2 separate regions of the Homo sapiens genome follow, and region 2 is linked to region 1. Evidence: read pairs that join two places in POLR2A ChIA-PET (ENCODE). Cell type or tissue: GM12878. All regions are shown on one strand. Each heading gives the region's core, and the rest is flanking DNA. Links, peaks and the distances in the headings are about the cores only. Region 1 overlaps LOC105377043 (a long non-coding RNA gene). Region 2 overlaps CTNNB1 (catenin beta 1).

The links. Peaks named below come from ENCODE experiments on the same cell type or tissue, not always from the same donor. Only the 100,000 strongest peaks of a DNase experiment are listed, where the experiment ranks them.
Region 2: POLR2A ChIA-PET joins it to region 1 with 9 read pairs; 3 of 35 experiments call an interaction of 5 or more read pairs at or near these places.

Annotation. Positions count from the first base shown.
Region 1 is chr3:40,909,530-40,914,912 of GRCh38, reverse strand. It overlaps LOC105377043 (a long non-coding RNA gene), which reads right to left. Exons shown (of 3, transcript XR_007095885.1): 3 at 3,551-3,965. Among named protein-coding and RNA genes, the nearest start is that of CTNNB1, 290 kb to the left of the region's middle. In GM12878, for the core only: no CTCF peak of the experiment used is centred there; a DNase peak (open chromatin) is centred at 2,832.
Region 2 is chr3:41,212,450-41,217,832 of GRCh38, reverse strand. All of the region lies in intron 1 of CTNNB1 (catenin beta 1), which reads right to left. Among named protein-coding and RNA genes, the nearest start is that of CTNNB1, 16 kb to the right of the region's middle. In GM12878, for the core only: no CTCF peak of the experiment used is centred there; no DNase peak of the experiment used is centred there.

The DNA of each region.
Region 1 (5,383 bases), core at 139-5,138:
CATCTACATTGGGTGGGTTCCAGTGGCTGGAACTAGTTTGATTGGGTTTCAGTGTGGAGCCATAGGATGACTGCAGGCTGTGTCCCATGGAGCCCTGAGGGCCAAATTCTGTCTCCAAGTCAGGGAGGAGGGCATTGGGCTGGAAACGAGGACTTGCTGAGAAGGTCAGAATGAGGGCAGGAAATAGACCTGTGGTATGTGGGAGACACAGCCTGGCTCACAGGCCTTATGGCCTGAGTGGATGTACTATTAGGGGCCTGCCTAGATCCAGTTAGAAACAAGACTATTTCCTCAGAGCCAGGAGAGCTTAGAGAGATAGCCCTGACATATGTGTGTGTGCACACCCATGGGCACATGTGAATGCTTATAAACATATGTACACATATATGTGCTCAGGATGTGTTCCATGGCAGCGTGGGGTCAGGATGGATAGAATGGAAACAGGACTATTAGAAACAGAAAGCAGACCTGTGGGGAAGACAGGAGAGCTATCCTGGAAAGCACCTGTTTCTACCCATACTGGCTCTCTCTGCATCACTGGGTCTTTTCGTTTGGTCTCCTGGATTTATCACAGAGCCAGTCTTTCCTACATTGCTCTGATTTTACCTAAGGAAGTTTGCTGAAGACCTGGGGATGCTTCCAGGCCTCCCCAGCATTTGAAAGAGCCCCATAAGACTCTGCTGGAAAGAACCAGTGGCAAAAGGCAGACAAGGTGCTAATGTCAAATACTTGGATTCTCCTGTTAAACCCAAACGTGCTTTAATGTTTCCACGCTCTGTAAGACTTCACAAATACATGTGTATAAATCAGGAGAGCTCTGCTGGCATATTCAGATGCCTTGGTTTTCAGTTTGCAAAATGTGGTCTCTGTCTCAGCTCATACTGAAAACAGATTTCATGAGGGTTATATTTTAACAGCAAAGTGCCTCCAATGTGCCAGGTACTCTGAAAATGCTCTTTCCATCCTCTGACAACCCCAGGAGTTTGGTATTATTATAGTCCTCATTTCACAGGTGAGGCCTCTGAGGTTCAGTGAGGTCAGGCACCTTGCCCAAGGTCACACAGCTAGGTAGCAGCTCAGGTAGGGTTTGAATCCAGGCTGTGGGACTGCAGAGGCCCTGTCCTTAACTGTGCCCTCTTCCTTCCATGTGGAGCAGAGGCCTCTGTTCTGCCTTGTTGCACGAGATGGCTAATAGGCTGTCTTCTGCACTAAATTCTGACCTCGGAGGCAGGAGCTGTTTCTCATTTACCCTCATTCCTCCAGCTGGGAGCACAGGGGCTAGCACACAAAAGCAGCATACAAAGGCTCATTACCTGTTTGCTGCTGGGACTGGAGAGGCCTGCCAAGGTGACCCAGCCCATTCTCTTGCCCCTGCCTTCATTGTCCGGGGTTCTGCGCACAGCAATCTTACCCAACCCTTTTCACCCTCATGATGATTTTCCCTCCATAGTCTAAATCTCTTCTAAACAAGCTTCTCTGACAGGCCAAGTCCTGATGCATGACCATGGGCATCTGTCGTTTCTGTGCAGAGCCAAAAGGAAATGTGCCCACAGTGCTGAGCAGTAAACAATTTGCAACCAGAAGCAGGCCCAAGTCTCAGCTATACTTTTCTGGGCTGGGCACCAAAGCAGGCTGTGGCCCCTTGTTACCTCCACAGCAAAAATCCCTCCAGTTCCAACAATGATTTATCAAGTGAGCTCACTGACAGTTTCACGGTGCTCCTTCAAAACTTCCTTTCATTTCAGGGCACCCGAGGTAAAATCCAGTGGTGAGACAGAATGGCAGATCCAATTTACATGTATGAACGTAGGCACTGTTTCTGAATGGCGAGAAAACATTCCATGCTGCTTGAGTTTCTTCCAGAATTAGGCCTTCCCTGAGGCCTAATCAAAATGAGACAAATAGATTCACCTTTTCCACTTCACCAGTAGACTTGGAAGAGAAGGGAATTACATCGTGTGGTCCTAACCACATTTGCAAAATGGTGGATTTTTACTCCACAAAACAACAGACTAAAGGAGGGAGGAGGAGGAGTGGATTAATTGAGCCCCTACTAGGTGCCAAATTTTTATATGTCCGTTTTATAGACACAATAATTTATGAAGTGACTTTCTGAGGTGCATTCAGGGATGAGATTGAGACTCAGAGATTGTGACTTGCCCAAGGTCACATGGCTAGTGGGTTACAGAACTCAAATTGATCAAAGGTTTGCATGACCCCAAAGTTCACACTGTTGGCTGGATGCAGTGGCTCATGCCTGTAATCCCAGCACTTTGAGAGGCTCAGGCAGGAGAATCGCTTGAACCTGGGAGTCAGAGGTTGCATTGAGCCAAGATGTGGTCCCCGCATTCCAGCCTGGGTGACAGAATAAGACCCTGTCTGGAAAAAAAAAAAGTTCCTACTGTTCCCACCTCACAGTGCGGCCATAGACCTTTCCTTTACTGAGCAGCCTGTAAAGAAGGATTTTCCAAATTGCTGCAATAGATGACTCTAACCTTTAAAAATACCATGAACATATAAAGAAAATACTTCTATTTTGAACATTTATCTGTTCAGAGATTTATATGGTAAATTGTGTTACACTAAACTATGTTTTTGAAATATCATGTTTTTGAAAAGCTATCCTGACCTAACTTAATAGAAATAAACCACATCAAGTAAAGGTGAAGAAAGACAAATGTTAGCACCGTTCCACTAGGTGTTTCAGAATTTTTCTTTCTGACCAAAGCCAACAGACAGCATAGTTAAACAAGGAGGCAAAGTTAACTATTAACTTGGGGGTGAAAAGTCAGTAGTGAGAACATACTTTGTATTACCCTGGCCACACTCCAGCAAATATTAACATATATGGGCAAGGGCACTTTCCTATAACTATACAATATGCTTACAAAACATCAGCAATGAAGGCATTGTCCAGTGCTAGCTCTTCCTATTACAAAGGCCCAGAAAATTGACTTGTCTAAGGTCACCTCACTAGTTAGAACTAGGACCCTACAGGAGAATGATCCTGGCCCTCTCACCATTGTGTGATGGTTGGATAGTTAGGTCCTGATGGAGTACCTAATATTGCAATACATGGCATAATCACTTCCACTGATGAGCTCATCATGAACTTAAATGCAACACAATATCTGAAACAAAATTTGAGTTCGGTAACCCACTAGCTATGTGACCTTGGGCAAGTCAAAATCTTTGAGTCTCAATCCCATCCCTGAATGAAGTGACCTCAAATAGTCACTTCATAAGGTATTGTGGCTATTTAAGGGACATATAAAAATTTGGCACCTAGTAGGAGCTCAAAATTCTCATATTCTACGAGAATTTATCTACTTACTCCTGATCTTTTGCCTCCAAGTGGTATGGTCTGGAAGCCAATGGATGGATAAATGTTGATGTCATTACTTTCTAGACTTGAGTTTGCAGTTTGGTTTTCTAGAAGCAGCATGACACAGCAGAAAGAGAATAAAGCTGGCATCAGACTGAGCTAAGTCCTCAACCAAACTCTTTCAGTGTTCAGTTCAGTGGCAGGGCAAGTTCATCTCCTCCTGGGTCTCACCTTTCCCATTGATGAAATGGAAATAACTATATCTACTAATCCCGATGTGAGAGTGGATTGAATACCTGCCCCCCAACAAGATTCATGTTCACTGAGAACCTCAGAATGTGATCTTATTTGGAAAGAAGGTCTTTGCAAATGTAATTAGTTAACTATAAAGATGAGATCTCACTGGTTAAGGAGGATGCTAAATCCAGTGGCTGATGTCCTTATAAGAAAAGGAGAGGACACAGAGAGATACAGAGACGACCATATGCAGATGGAGGCAGAGATGGGACTTACCTGCCATAAGCCAAGGAATAATGAGAACCACCAGAAGAGGAGGAGGCAAGGAAGGATTCTTCCCAAGAGGCTGCAGAGAGGACATGGTCTTGCCAACACCTTTATTTTAGATTTCTGGTCTTCATAACTGTGAGAGAAAAAAAATTATGTTGTTTTAAACCACCAAGTTTCTGGTAATTTGTTATGGCAGCCCACAGAAATTAATGCAGCCTGCAAAGCGCTCAATAGGGTGCTTATCACATAGAAAATAATTGATAAATGCCTCCAATAATTATTATTTACACCTCGTAATGTTCAAGCATCAATCAGAGCATTCTGCAGTAGGTGGCAGAAGTATGACAGTTGCAAAGTCTGAAAGGCTAAGGTTAGAATAACAGGCTTTATTAATTGAGAATCTGCATCTTTTTCTATTTTTTTTCCACCCAAATCCCAAACCCTACCACTAAAAACAAAAACAAACTTTATTTAAACAACTAACTTTAACTATACAACTTGACACTAAATTTTAAAAGAATCCACAGCAATAAAAAAATTCGTAAGAAATAGGTATCTAGGTTCAGTTTGGACAATTTTTCGAACTATAAACCCTAATTATCTATATAGCTTAAGCTAACTGTGGCATTAATTCCCAAATTTCCTTGTAAAATATTGTGCTAGCGCTGAGGGGAAAAAAAAAAAAAAAAAAAAAAGACAGTGAAGAATACAAGTGGCATGGCTGCCTACATCAAACGGTTACAAAAGAAAAAGGACTCTGGGGCCAGGCATGGTGGCTCACGCCTGTAATCCCAGCACTTTGAGGGGCCGAGGCAGGTGGATCACAAGGTCAGGAGATCAAGACCATCCTGGCTAACATGGTGAAACCCTGTCTCTACTAAAAATACAAAAAACAAATAAATAAAAAATTAGCCAGGCGAGGTGGCATGCACCTGTAGTCCCAGCTACTCGCGAGGCTGAGGCAAGAGAATCACTTGGACCCAGGAGGTGTAGGTTGCAGTGAGCCGAGATTGCGCCACTGCACTCCAGCCTGGGCTACAGAGTGAGACTCTGTCTCAAAAAGAAAAAGAAAAAAAAAGAAAAAAAAGGGACTCAGGGCAAGTGTAAAGATTCTGTTTGACAAGCAGGAGGGAGTATTTCCAGAGGGGAGCCAGCAAACAGGACAAAGAGGACAAGTGCCATGAAATACAACCTAAGACGCTGTGCCCTGGCCCACTATGGCAGTGGCAGAAAGGTTGAAATACTTCTTAAGTTTCAAACCTCAAAACAAGGCTTAGAATTTCATTAGAGCCTACAGCTTATACTCTTTAAAAACCAACACCACCAATGTCACATAGGGTTAAGGGTTGGGCCACTCAGGATGGTGATCTCAGAATGGAGGGTCCACCTCCTGTGAGTGTGACACAGACTATGAATGAACAGCTGAAGCACGTCTTCCCAAGCTGGCTTCCCAGTCCAATACACCTGCCCACTCCCCTGGTCACCTACCACGACCCCACCTGTGGAAATGGCCATGTCTCTACCACTTTCCTTGGCCCTTAAATATCATTC
Region 2 (5,383 bases), core at 181-5,180, 300 kb before region 1:
GGGAAAGAACAAGAAATAACATTTCAAAGGAAAAACATAAAGTGAGCAATGAATATATACAAAGGATGTTTAAACCCATTTACTTTTTGCTTATCAGATTGGCAAAGATTGAAAAGATTGATAATATCTACTGCTAATAAGGATATGGTGAAACTAGCAGAAACTTTTGATAGTAAGCTGCCACTATCCATTAAAGTGTAACTACCCTTTGACTTAAAAATTCAATTTTTATAACAGAAATGTATTCTGTGGCAATACTGTCAGAAGCATGCCAAGTGAGGCATTCATAGAGAAAAAGATGGAAATTATTCAAATGTCCATCAACAGGAGACTGAATAAAAAATAATTTATCCATTAAATGGAACATATATTCACCCACTGAACAAATTTTAAACACCCTTTGTTACTGGTATTACAATAACAATGAGTAAGAGAGTCAACAAGATCATACATACAGTGAAGCTTATATTCTACTGTTAGGGAATTAAGCAATTTAAAAGAAAATTTAGAGTAAGAAATACTAATAAACAAGTTTATGAGGTAGAAGATGTGCTACTCTAGTGGGTGGTCAGGGAAGGCCTGTGAGGAAGAGACATTTCATCAGAGGAGGAGCAGCTGGCCACGTAAAGATGGGGCAGAACACTCCAGGCAGAGAAAGAGTGAAAAGTAAGGAATGAACTCAATGTGGTAAAGGTTTTGAAAGGTCACCAGTGTAACTAGAAGGCAGAGAACCATGAAGAGACAGAGATGAGAATCAGATCAGTAAGGATGTAAAATAAAATCCAAAGTGTACTGGGATGCCCATGAAGCAATGTGATGTATGACTTAGGCTTTCTAAAATTCACTCCAGCAGCTATAAAGGGGAAAAAAGACAATAAGGGGCAATAGCAAAGTAGAAACACCATTTAGGAGGTTACTGTAGTTGTCCAGGTGAGCGGGGGATGGTGGAATACCATATAGTCATTAAAGAGAACGAAAAAGGTCTACATTAAAAAAAATTTAACATATATCAAGTATGCAAGGCATCTGCATACCTTTGTACATATATTTTTGCATACATTTGCAGAACCAAATACATAAATTATTAGAAATATCTGTCCGAGAAGTTAGCCTATATAATTTAACCCTATATAGGTTAGCCAAATACTGAAATATAACGTTAAGGAAATGTTTCTAAGCATAAAAGCTAGATGGCCTATGAAATGGACTTTGTACAAAAGAAATGTGGCAACTACTCAGTCAACCATCTTGCCTCAAGGCAAAAACAAACTGCTATAAATAAAAAAAGTGGTAACCAATGTTTTCTAAAGCAAGGAAATAGTACTACAAATTTTTCAATATTTAAGCAAATGTCACTTTACATGTGTCAATAAATTTTCTATTTTAGTAATTTAATAACTATTTCTTCATTCCTAGCTCCTATTCTGTTAAAGTGACAGTATTCTAAGAATCAACTGCATTACAAAGTCACTAGGTTTCTGAGTCACTTACAGCATCTTTATATCTTTTACAGCATAATTTTAGGATACTGCCTTGTGGTATCAGCTAAACACTGAATTCTGCCTTTGACATACTTTAACAAGGTAGCATAATTAAATTCCTAGCAACTTCAGTTCTGAGCCTAGTATGTTATCTCATTGAATCTTCCTAGCAACCTCATAAAGAAGACATCATTCCTCATATCACAAGAAAACTGATTAGCAGTATTAATGTAAGAATAGCTAATAAACCGTTCAGTTAAAATTCAAATCCAGGTCTGCTTGTGGCTCAGTCATGTACCCTTTCAATCTAATCATATTTCCACCCCCCATACCAAAGTTAGAGACAACTGGTAACAGTCAGTGTTGCAGATAAATGAAAGACAGGGGTTAGCCAATTTTATATAAAGGTATCACATGTAATAGTAAAGAACTATATCCTTTCAACAGTGACTACAGCCCAAAAAAACTTTTAATACTTGAAATATACACCATACTTTGACTATATGCCTAGCTAGACAGTACTAGATATGCCAAAGAAATTGAAGATTTTATTTCAAAAAAGTTTCTACATGTTAATCTCTACATTCAGACTACAGGCAGAATTAATGGCAGGTACTCAATGACTTCCAAATTATATCCCATAATGATAACCTTCCTCTACTCGACGTGTTGTAAGAGTTTCCCTTCCCCACTATACCAGCACGCTGACCTTTTAAAGAAAGAAATTTTAAAGAGCCTAATGAAGTGAACTCTGTGAGGGCTGAGACAGTACATTTAGAAACAGCTTCTCGCTTAATATATGCTTTGGCATATATTAAGCTCTTAAATACCTGATGAACTGAATGTGCTAATAAAAAATAAAATGCTCAAAATGTGAACAGGAGAACACACAAAATGTAATATGGAGGCTTGGAGAGCTAACAACAATTATTTATAACCTAAGAGTGTTTTTTTTTTTTTTTTTTTTTTGAGATGGTGTTTCACTCTGTTGCCCAGGCTGGAGTGCAGTGGCGCGATCTTGGCTCACTGCATCCTCCGCCTCCTGGGTTTAAGCAATTCTCTGCCTCAGCCTCCCGAGTAGCTGGGATTACTGCCCACCACCAACCCCAGCTATTTTTTTTTTTTTTTTTTTTTTTTTAATGGAGACAGGGTTTCACCATCTTGGCTAGGCTGATCTTGAACTCCTGCCCTCGTGATCCACCAGCCTCGGCCTCCCAAAGTGCTGGGATTACAGGCGTGAGCCACTGCGCCCAGCCAATTTATAACCTAAGAGATTCTTAAATGCCTTCAGAACCACGAAAGATTCATTTATGAACAACATATAGCTAGAATAAGGTTCAGGAAACTTTTTCTGTAAAGCATCAGAAAGTAAATATTTTAGGTTTTGTGGGCCATAAACTCTTTGTCACAACTACTCAACTCTGCTATTGCAGTGAAAACAGCCAGAGAATATGCACACTTACATAAGCATGGATGGCTGTGTTCCATTAAAACTTCATTCACAGAAACTGAAATTTGAATTTCATATAATTTTCACGTCACAAAATAATTATCCTTTTGATTTTTTTTTTTAGCTATCCAAAACGATTCTTAGTTCATAGGCCATAAAAAAACAGATGGTGGGCAGTAGTTTGCCAACCCCTCATTTATTTATTACATACTTTCACTGAGAACAAAGGCAGGTGTATTTTTACATTTGAATTAAGCACATTAAGCCTAAATGTGAAGACCTGTAATAGAAAGGGTTTTTAAGTGGGTTAATATGTTACTAAGAGAAATCACAAAGTGTTCCCCCCCGTAAGTATCTTCAAAACAAGAAGCTGGACCAAATCACACATGAAAGCTATAACAAGACAATTTATTTGGGAAAAACATTTCAGGCCATTAAAAGCAGTATGTGCTAAACCAGAATTCAGCCACAACATATGCATGATTTTTAAAATCTTTTTTTTTTTTTAACTATAAAGACCTACAGGCTTGAAGGTCCCCTTAAACTGGCAATCAGATCCTCCCAATGGTTCTTAACCAAGGGTGTTAATCAGACTAACCTGGAACATCTAAAAATACAGATGGCCAAGAGGTTCTCTATCAGAGGGGCTGGGGAAGGGCCCTGGCATTGTATTTTTAATTTACATGTCACAGGTCGCTGATGCTGCTCCCCATAGCTAAGGACCATAGCTAAAGTCAAACCATATGATCCAAACTTCATGTGTGCCATCAGGAAATGAACCCAAGTTAAAGAAGAAAAAACCCTGACTGGACAGAGTAACCACTAGCGTAAGCTCCTTGAGAAGCATCTATTTGTTAAGACAACACAGATTCTTAAACTTTTGAAACCTTCTGTCCCCCACCATACATGTCAAGTTTATGTTATTCTTCCAAACAGAAAGACATTTTGCTGCCTTTGACAGCCTTACTCTAGTAATAAGCCTCATAATTATGAGGCTCTCTTACATTTAGGAAAAGAAGATTACAGAAAGAGTAAGCTAGGAAGCTTCTATTATTAAAATGTGACTGCTTTTCGTTATTTCAATACAGAGCTTTAAGGAATATTCCCTCATCTTTGTTCTGAGTCCAAAAACACACCAATAAATGAGTCATAATCTCCAACTATACATGAATGCTCCAGTAGTATATATTTTTTTGTTTTCTCAATTTACGAGATTGTGATATTAATCAAAAGGGATATTTCTGTTCCATAAGAAATCTTTTCCACAACTCCTTTTAGTTTCAGGTCATAGCAATACCAATAGCATAAATACAATGTACAGACTTTCATTCAACAAATATTTATGCATCAGCTACATGCCAGGATCTGTAATAGATTCTGGGTGTGCAGTAGTGATTACTGCAGAATGCAGACATGGTCCCTGCATTCTTGAGAGGGAGACAGCAACCAAATAAACAATTACAAAAAAGTATGTAACTAATTAACAAGTGGGAGAAGGGAGTGGGATTACACAGCAGAAGTGGAAGGAAGGGCCCACTTAGAGTGGTCAAAGGCTTCTTGAAGGTAACATGTAAGCTGAGACCTGAAGAAGGATGCAAAAGGGCCAGCATGTAAGGAACAGAGAATAAACATCCCAGAAATAGAAAATAACACACAAAAACCTAAAGTCATTAAAGAACATGATCATCTTTCAAGAACTAACCCTTGAGATCAGAGTAGTTTGATTATAGAGGAAAAGGGTGAGTGCAATGAAACGTTAAAAATAGCCAGATCACGTAGAGCTCTCTAGCCTTTGGTAAGAAAAGTGTTTTCTGTTCTACGTGACACTGAAAGTCATGAAAGGTTTTAAGCAGGTGAATAACACAATCTTATTTGAGTTTTTAAAATCTCGTGCTGACTAAAATTCAAAAAACTAGAAGAGAACAGGAAAGAAGGGAAACCTGTAAGGCAGCTATAGCAATATTCCAGCTGATAGATGGTGGTGGCACTAGGGACAAGTAGTAGTTAGACTAAAGAAATATTTAGGAGGTAGAAACAACAGGCGCTGTTGATGTGATGAACTGGATATAGTAGATGAGAAAAATTAAATAACAGGAATAAAGATGACTCCTACCTATCTGGCTTGCACAATTAGATTGTGATACTAAATGTAGTGCCATGTAAGAAAAACAGGAGTTTCTAAAACTGTACTCTCCAACATAATTGCCACTAGTCACACAGCCACATTTCAAATGTTTAATAGGCATGGGTAGCTGGTTGCTACCAACTGAACAGCACAGATACTGAACATTTCCACTGTCTCAGAAAGTGTGGATTACTGGACAGTGCTGTGCTAGAGGTAAGAAATGTGCCAAAGGCAGGGGTCAAGACTAAAATTATAAAGTATCCATTTGGCCAACATGTAGGTCCAGTGGTGAAGTCAGCAAGAGCAAGTTCAATGGAATTGTATTAA